Linked DNA regions of Homo sapiens: region 1 is linked to region 2. A link is a loop called in an ENCODE intact Hi-C map of the cell type or tissue named here. Cell type or tissue: gastrocnemius medialis. All regions are shown on one strand. Links, peaks and the distances in the headings refer to the core of each region. The heading gives the core; the rest is flanking DNA. Region 1 overlaps CUX1 (cut like homeobox 1). Region 2 overlaps CUX1 (cut like homeobox 1).

Region 1 (4,391 bases), core at 305-4,304, 87 kb after region 2:
CAGAACCCAGAGCTTTTTCCACATATTAAAAAGTAATGATTATACTTTAGGTATTTATGATCCGTTGAAGCAAGTGTAATTTGAAGAGGGTCCTGGGACCCTTGATTCACAGGCTTCAGAGCCAGGGGAGACTCTCGGAGTTGTCTGTCTTGACAGCGAAGAAGGCAGGACCTTCAGGGCAGGGCTTCAGCCCCAGGCCAGGGGTTCCCTGCTCTGCCCGGGGGCTGCCCGTTCAGGCCCATTCCTTCCCCAACCCGGTACCTCCATGTTGGGTGGGTGAGGGAATGAGTGGCTGTAAAGTATATTCATTGTATGAATAAAGTGGGTCAGGGTTCATTGTGAACATTTAAAGGAAACCTTTTCTGGTATGAAGTAGTCCTAGGATGTACTTAGGTCCATTGTGTTTTGTCGTTGTTGTTGTTGTTGTTGTTTTTGAGACGGATTTTCGCTTTTGTCGCCGAGACTGGAATGCAATGGCGCAGTCTTGGCTCACTGCAACCTCCGCCTCCTGGATTCAAGCAATTCTCCTGCCTCAGCCTCCTGAGTAACTGAACTACAGTCACGCGCCACCATGCCAGACTAACTTTTATATTTTTAGTAGAGGCGGGGTTTCACCATGTTGGCCAGTCTAGTCTCAAACTCCTGACCTCAGGTGATCACCAGCCTCGGCCTCCCAAAGTGCTGGGATTACAGGCGTGAGCCACTGCCTTTTTTTTTTTTTTTTTTTTGAAACGGAGTCTCACTCACTGGCCCAGACTGGAGTGCAGTGACAGGATCATAGTTCACGGCAACCTCGAAGTCTCGGGCTCAAGCGATTCTCCTTGCCTCAGCCTCCCAAGTAACTGGGACCCTGGGACCAAAGACATGCCCCACCACACCCAGCTAGTTTTTTAATTTTTTGTGGAGATGGGATTTCACTGTGTTCCCCAGGCTGGTCTGGGACGCCTGGGCTCAAGCAATTCTCCCACCTCGGCTCCCAAAACACTTTGGGATTATAGGCATGAGCCGCTGCACCTGGCCCAATGTCTTTTTTTTTTTTTTTAATTGAAATTTTCTTTTTGACACATGACCAAATTTATACCAAGACTAAGTTTCCAGCAATCTATTGCCTATGCTGATGGCTCCCACGACCCTCCCTCACTCCTTTCTTCTGCCTCTTTGGGGTGAATTTCACCCATTCACTGAGAACTGCCCAGCGCCGGGTCCCTTGGAGGAGACAGTCCTGCCGACTTTGGGGAAATGGTTGAAACCTGGTTCTGTCTGTCCTCAGCCAGGTCGTTTTTTTTAAATTTTTATTTTATTTTATTTTATTGTATTTTATTTTATTTTATTTTATTTTATTTTATTTTATTTGAGACGGAATTTCGTTCTGTTGCCCAGGCTAGGGTGCGATGGCGCCATCTCCACTCACTGCAACCTCTGCCTCCCATGTTCAAGTGATTCTCCTGCCTCTGCCTCCTGAGTAGCTGGGATTACAGGCATGAGCCACCACTTCCGGATAATTTTGTATTTTTAGTAGAGATGGGATTTCTCCGTGTTGGTCAGGCTGGTCTCAAATTCCCGATCTCAGGTGATCCACCCGCCTCCGCCTCCCAAATGCTGGAATTGCAGGTGTGAGCCACCGCGAACCAGGTCATTTATTTTGTCACCGCCGTTTCTTCCTCTCTCATCAGCTTACCCAATGAGTACCAGGATTCAGTTTTTATTTCTACATTTAATCTCATTTTCTCATGTTACAGCCATTTCTGACCCCAGCAACGGCATTATGATGAGATAATTTGCCTTTCTCTCCATTGTCAAGTTAAAGGGCGTGACTCAGATACACACCGGCTACAAGAGAGCAAAGCTGTAGACCTCACATTTTTTATTATAGAGCAATTTCTTCCAAATCAGTTAAGGTTTCAATGTTTGCCTTCACAAAAAAATGAAACGCGGTTTTGCAAATTAATGTTCGTTATCCGTATCTTGGGGGAATTGTTTAATACCGTGCAGTTAATGAAACAATTCAGCGATACTTCTTCCAAAATCATTGCTACCTTATCTTCATCTAATCTAATAATCAAAACATATCTTCTAGTAACAAGACTTCTGATTTTAATTATCTTAACTCCTTGTTGCCAGATTGTCCTGATACGAAACCCACATGCAGAAAGCATCTGACTTCACCAAACCAGGGTTTCCTCTCGCCCCAAAGGAATAAGGTTAATTGAATGAGATATGTTCTGAGGGCTTTTTGTTTTTCCTAATGTGTATAATGTATAGCCTCAAATATAACCTAAAGGAATACAATTATTAGGAAAATATTTTTATGAATAAGACTTGGCAAATTGGCAACCTGATGCTTTTGCCATGGGGAACCCTGCCCCCGCAGTCTTGGCTACTCAAAGAACTCACCTTTACTTACCACGGAGCTGCTTTCTTTCTTTCTTCTTCCTGTCCCCTTCCCCTCTTTCATGTCTTACGGGGGACCCTCGGACACACGATGGGGCCTTGAATCAGGTTGCTGTTTGGGAGAGGAGGCTCCAAGCTCCCAGCTCTGGGCTCAGCTGTTTGGAGTTGCAGGTGGTTTTCCCATGAACACTTGGCAGCAGGTCCTTGATCTTTGAGACATGTGCCAGGGTGTTTGGTGACAGTCACTTGGGGAGAGGGCATTTCCCATAAGCAGAAGGCTTATTGGGCAGAATCTTTTGTCCTGAGTTCACTGAGTTGTTTCCACCCATACTTTCCAATGATACTTTCTGTAGTTGGATATATCAGAGGACTGACTAATTGGTTTTCTTTCTCTAACCCATTGAAATTCTCCATCTTTCTGCCACTGAGATTTCTCCTCTTCCCTCAAATTTGATTTGTTATTTCACAAGGATACCAGACAGCTGCACATCTTCGAGTCTGTCCTGTCCAGGGCTCTACTTTTTCAAGCAAAGCTCCCCATAAATGCCCCGCTATCCACGTGTGTCATGGGACATCGCTAACCTTTAATTAGGCATGGAAACAGACGCAAAAGTGGAAGATGTTTCCTCCTGCCTAATCTGACAAGTGCTTAAGCATAGTGCCACTTGTAAAGAAGAACTGTTTTTGCAATTAATGAAATAGCCCGACCGCCGTGACAAGGCTGCTTTTTGATAACTCTCTATTCTGTGGTCTTCTGTTGGAATGCTTTAATATAGAAGCAGTATAATTAGCTAGTCAACTGCACTGTACTTGCTACAGCACAGAAGATAATGCTACCAATAGCTTCGATTTAAAATAGATATTTATAAGAAAGGCTAACTAAAAGAACACCAGTCTCCCAGAAGGAGAAATTATATTTTTCTAGAGATGCGTTAAAGATCAGTGCTTCCCACTGGGTGGATGGTCACATGCGTTAGAATCACCTAGGGGTCTTTTCCAAACTGCTTCTCTTTCCCCACTCCTGAGGTTCTGATGGGTCCCATGGAGACACTATGGGATGATGCTGTGTCCCTCGGGGCACTGAGGTGGTATAAAAGAGGTGGTATAAAACCGTCCCTCTGGCCTTGGGTGTCTCTCTTTTCATCTTGCATTCTCGGAGCCCAGGAGTTCAAGACCAGCTAATTTTTTGTATTTTTAGTAGAGACAGGGTTTCACCATGTTGGCCAGGCTGGTCACGAGCTCCTGACCTCAGGTCATCTGCCCGCCTCAGCCTCCCAGAGTGCTGGGATTACAGGCGTGAGCCATCGCGCCCGGCCCCATCTCTTAATTTTTTTTTTTTTAATGAGCCAGAGTGGTGGCACATGCCCGTTGTCCCAGCTACCTGGGAGGCTGGGGAGAGAGGATCATTGGAGCATACACAGCACCCACCCCATTGCTTTGGAGATTTGGACTCACCGTCCAGAGTCCACAGTATCCTTGGGCTCCTCCCCAACTCCCAGCATCAGCAGAACCTAAATCTCCATGCCTGCTGCCTCTGCCTGAGGAACCATGGAGACACATGTCCTTATCTATGGAGAGTCCTTGTCCAGTAGAAGAGGAGGTGCATGCTGCCCAGGCCTGGACCCCAGAGATGCAGTGTCAGCTAAGGGTCTGTGCCTCAGACCCCTGCCCTGGGCCAGGGGGTCCCCGTGAGACCGAAGACTCCCACACCAACTCTAACCTGAGCCAGTCAGACAGCACCATGTGGAGCCTGGCCCCATTTATCTGCACTGCAGATGCCACTCTGCCCCCACGGTCAGAATTTTATGGAAAAGAGATATTGTCACCTTGACCACTGGCTGTGCAACCTGGAAGACATGACCTTTCCCTGGGTCTCTGCCTTAGTCAGACCTGCCAGAGGCCCCTTTGCTGTTTTTTTGAGACAGGGTCTCACTCTGTTGCCCAGGCTGGAGTGCAGTGGCACCATCATAGCTCACTGTAGCCTCGACCTCCCTGGCTCA
Region 2 (4,391 bases), core at 194-4,193:
CGTTGCTTAGGAAATATTTGTTAAATTAGTACTGAAAGAGATTTTCTTTGGCTGCTGGTTAAGAAAACAGAAGCTTTTTTTTTTTTTTTTCTGAGACAGGGTCTCACTCTGTCCCTCAGGCTGGAGTGAGACCCTATCTCTTTAAAAAAAAAAAAAAAAAAAGAAAGTCATAGCTCTCTGCAACCTCCACCTCCCAGGCTCAAGCAATCCTCCTACCTTAGCCTCCCAAGGAGCTGGGACTACAGGCATGCACCACCATGCCCGGCTAATTTTTGTATTTTTTCCAGAGACAGGGTCTCACTTATGTTGTCCAGGCTGGCCTCAAACTCCTGGGCTCAAACAATGTTCCCTCCTCGGCCTCCCAAAGTGCTGAGATTACAGGTGTGAGCCACTGTGCCTGGCCAGTAAGCAGAAATCATACTGAGAATTTTTCAAAGTCGTTTGCCTGGCGGGCTTCTTTCCTTTTTCTTTCCCTCCCTGGGTGAGATGCATCCACCCCATACATTGCAGAGCGGGCTCCGCCAGCCTCTGACTGTAATGGCTGGAATTAACGAGATAATATTGCGTGCACTTAGGAAAAGGTGCTGAATATGTACAGTATTGTTGTTTGTAATAATTATGTTCCTTGAGCCCTGTGTTGCATAACAAGCTATATAATACCTCCAAGATTGCTTTAGGAATTAAGTATCAGATGATTGTAAAACACTTTACAAGATTGTCGCATTGGGTGGGCGGAGCTGGCAGGAAAGCGTGTTGAATCGGAGGAGGAGGAGGCTGGGAAGACAGGGGTTACCGGATTTTGTGTGTTCCTGTTTTATATATGGGTGTGTCCTCTTCGCCTCCTCCAGACAATTCCCTAATTGAGCTGCTAAGATCGGAGGCATCTGACGTTCGCATAAGACCTGACAATCCTTGTGTGGGGTTTAAATGGCATTGGAAATCATTAACAAGACAAAAAGCTATTATTTCCGTAGATTAACACACAGGTTGGGTTTTGGCACGCCAAAATTCATTGTTTTGGTCTTTAGCCCAAACATGCTAGAGTCATTATATTGTCATGCAGTAATTAGCTGTTCCTTTAATACAAGTAATAAAAATTAAGCCTAAGAAGTTCTTTAGCAATGCCTCTTACATATCCCAAAACAATATTCAAATGCTGTAGGCATTTAGCCATTCAACTGTGCTGTAGTAAAGTTTGGAGTTTAATGCACAGAGATGTTTGAACATTTAGCTCATCCTTTAGTCTGTGACCAGCTTTGCTACATAGGCATTAACCTTTAATAGTGTCAGACTAAATATACATGCCATGATGAATGATTATGAGATTGCCTGAATTTTCATTTACAGTATAAGGCTCTGAAAATTGGTGTAAAGGTCTGGTTCCTCCTCACTTGATAATGTGCGTGTCATTTTCATATGTCACCGGATTCCTTGCTTAACCGCATGGGAGAAGCTATTTTTTAATTCGAAGCAGATACAGTGGGGTCCTGGCCTTTTGAAAAGAATGAACTGGAAATGTTGACAGAACTTTTAGGGAGGGCAGGCAGTATACTAGGTGTGTTCTTTAAAGATATAATTTGCTGGCACTTGTGCTAGAAAGCCTACGTGAGCAACTCTTAATAGAATTTTATACGTGATCAAAGGTTCCTCTCTTTACCTCCTCTTCCCTGACCTCTATGTCAAGTTTAAATCGTGGTTCTGTACAAAGGAGGCTGTGAACGGGCTGTTCACTTTCTTGAAACCATTTGCCCAGCACAAGGTCGTGAAGGTGGGGAAGAGGGGCAGGCTGAGAAGGTGAAGGTATCCAGAGAAGTTATGGAAATTTTTTTTACAAACAGCACCTGGAATCTTTTCAGGAATTCTGTTTTTTTGTGTTATCACGACTCCTGCTTACAAAGAACCATCTCCCCAAGATAGCATTTTTTTTTTTTTCCAAGACAGGATTTCGCTCTGTTGCCCCGGCTGGAGTGCAGTGGCTCAATCACAGCTCAATGCAACCTCGACCTCAAGGGCTCAAGGACTTCTCATGCCTTAAGCCCCCCAGTAGCTGGGACTACAGGGGTATGCCACCATGCCTGGCTAGTTTTTTGGTTTGTGTTTTTGTTTTGTAGAGACAGGCTTTCACCATGTTGCCCAGGCTGGTCTCGAACTCCTGAGCTCAAGCAATCCGGCCACCCTCGGCCTCCCAAAGTGCTGGGATTACAGGCATGAGCCACTGCAGCCGGCCTCCAAAATAGCTTTTGGAGTCAAATTTAACATAAATATTTTGATGCTGATTAAAATAATAATGAAAAGCCATGCACCAGAAAGAGATGCAATTATAGGCTGTGTATACGTGCAGAGTAAGTGCCCAGCAGCCAGGGATTCTGCATGATGGACTGTGTTGCTGTGAAACCCCAGCACCCGGGATCTGCTGACGTTGAGCCCAACATATCCCAGCGCCTGCCTTTTGTAAACTCTGCAAAGACGCTGGCATCCTAAAGAGTCCCTGGCTCCTGCTGGATACGTTAACCGAGGCATGGTAGACCTGGCCCTCGATTCCAGGAACCTAGGGTGGTCTGAAAAATTAATGACTCTGGCATTTGAAAATTAAGTGAGCTCTTGAATATATACTCTTGTTGATCCGCTGGGCATGGTGTTTGGCATTCTTCGACTGGAGACTAAATCTCTGCAGCCATCTCACAAGTGACACTGGCGCCCATACCAGAAATATATTCAATAATCTTTCTAAGCCCTGTGGACTTGGGTATTCTTCCACTCTGACGGAGCCTGAGAATTCCAAAGGAAGTATGCCCCAGGTACCCAGCAGGCGGAATATAATTGCCTCTTAGGCAGCAGAAAGAAAACTAAAGATCACATTGATGCGGAAGAACATTTAAGGTCTCTCTATCCTGTGTTGAATTCACAGTAAAGGCGAGAGCCGTGAGTTTGTACTGTAAATTCCAGGTCTGTGACTTCTGACTTTGGATTAAAATCCAGTTTTCTGGAAGTGAATCTGATGGCAGATATGACCTTGAATTGGCTGCAAGACCCCAGCGCTGGCCTGGCTGCCGTGCAGCGCGCGCTGCTCTGCACTTAGTTATCATCAGGAGTGTGGTGGCCTCCTGGCCAGCTGGTCTACGACAGGGCCATGCCGGGTCACCAGCTGTGCCTCTGCAGGGGTCTCCAGCCTTGGGACCTGCGGCCGCTAACCCCTGACTCTTCTGAACACCCTTCATTAGTGAAGGAGGATCGTAATGGAAAGTGGTCATGTCATGAAATGGGGTGGCTTTATAAAGCCTAAGTGTTTCTTTCCTCTGCTTCACCTCTGCTTCATTCTTTACCTTGTTGTAAAGAATGGTCACTCAGGGCTGGGTGGGGTGGCTCACGCCTGTAATCCTTTGGGAGGCTGAGGCGGTCAGATCCCTTGAGTCCAGTTTGAGACTGGCCTAGGCAACATAGGAAGACCCTATCTTTACCAAAAAATACAAAAATTAGCCCAGCGTGCTTGTGCATGCCTGTAGTCCCAGCTACTTGGGAGGCTGAGGTGGGAGGATTGCTTGAGCCCAGGAGGTGGAGGCTGCAGTGAGCCATGATCATGCCACTGCACTCCAGCCTGGGCGACAGAGTGAGACCCTGTCTTAAACAAACAAACAAACAAAAAAGCATGATCACTTGGAGTTAACAGACTTAGGTGTGCATTCTCCATGCCAACCAACTAGCTGGGTGACCTCAGGTGAGTCATTCTGCTTCCCTGGGCTTTAGTTTCTGAGGCCTCTTTCTCGAGATTGTTGTAAGGCTCAAAAGACACAATCTCCATAAAGTGTCCCGTGAACTGTGTGGCGTTCTCAGGCATCAGGTGTCACTTCCAGCCTCATAATCACTGGACCCTTAAACATCCCGGCACCTGTCCACGGACTTGTCCGTCCTCCACGTGCAGCTCCGGGGATGTGATTGACCTCCTGGGGCTGCTACCTGGTGTATTTCTCTACTTATCTGATCAAAGAATGAAAATCATGAAAGTGTCACACCAGGCAGGAGTAATCGGCAAATACCAGTGAATCTCATGGCTATTGCCACCCCATTTTCACACCTCGAGGACCCCGGGCTGGGTCCATCCTTTGTAAAGCACTGGAGAATTCTCCCACCCAGCAAGGGGGCTGGCTGCAGGGGCATGACTGTGGCCTCTGGGGAGCCCCCGGAGCTGATGTCCCAGGAGCCCCACTCTGAGCCTGTGTACCGCCGTGGAGGGGGCCTGTTTGCTGGCCGAGTGGGGTGATGGCTGTTTTCCTGTTGTGCAGATCCCGTACCAGCTTTGGATCTCGGACAGCAACTCCAGCTCAAAGTGCAGCGCCTGCACGATATTGAAACAGAGAACCAGAAACTTAGGGAAACTCTGGAAGAATACAACA

Evidence for each region. A loop is a pair of places that touch in the nucleus more often than their neighbours do. Peaks named below come from ENCODE experiments on the same cell type or tissue, not always from the same donor. Only the 100,000 strongest peaks of a DNase experiment are listed, where the experiment ranks them.
Region 1: a loop joins it to region 2, with 2.1 times the contacts of the local background. A loop is called at or near these places in 1 of 110 quality-filtered maps.

The regions. Positions count from the first base shown.
Region 1 is chr7:102,179,607-102,183,997 of GRCh38, forward strand. The region is part of intron 11 of CUX1 (cut like homeobox 1); the gene reads left to right. Among named protein-coding and RNA genes, the nearest start is that of SH2B2, 110 kb to the right of the region's middle. In gastrocnemius medialis, for the core only: no CTCF peak of the experiment used is centred there; a DNase peak (open chromatin) is centred at 2,585; H3K27ac peaks cover 3,581 bases.
Region 2 is chr7:102,093,084-102,097,474 of GRCh38, forward strand. CUX1 (cut like homeobox 1) reads left to right here. Exons shown (of 24, transcript NM_181552.4): 5 at 4,281-4,391. Among named protein-coding and RNA genes, the nearest start is that of SH2B2, 190 kb to the right of the region's middle. RefSeq lists enhancers at 2,604-3,115, 3,995-4,391. In gastrocnemius medialis, for the core only: no CTCF peak of the experiment used is centred there; no DNase peak of the experiment used is centred there.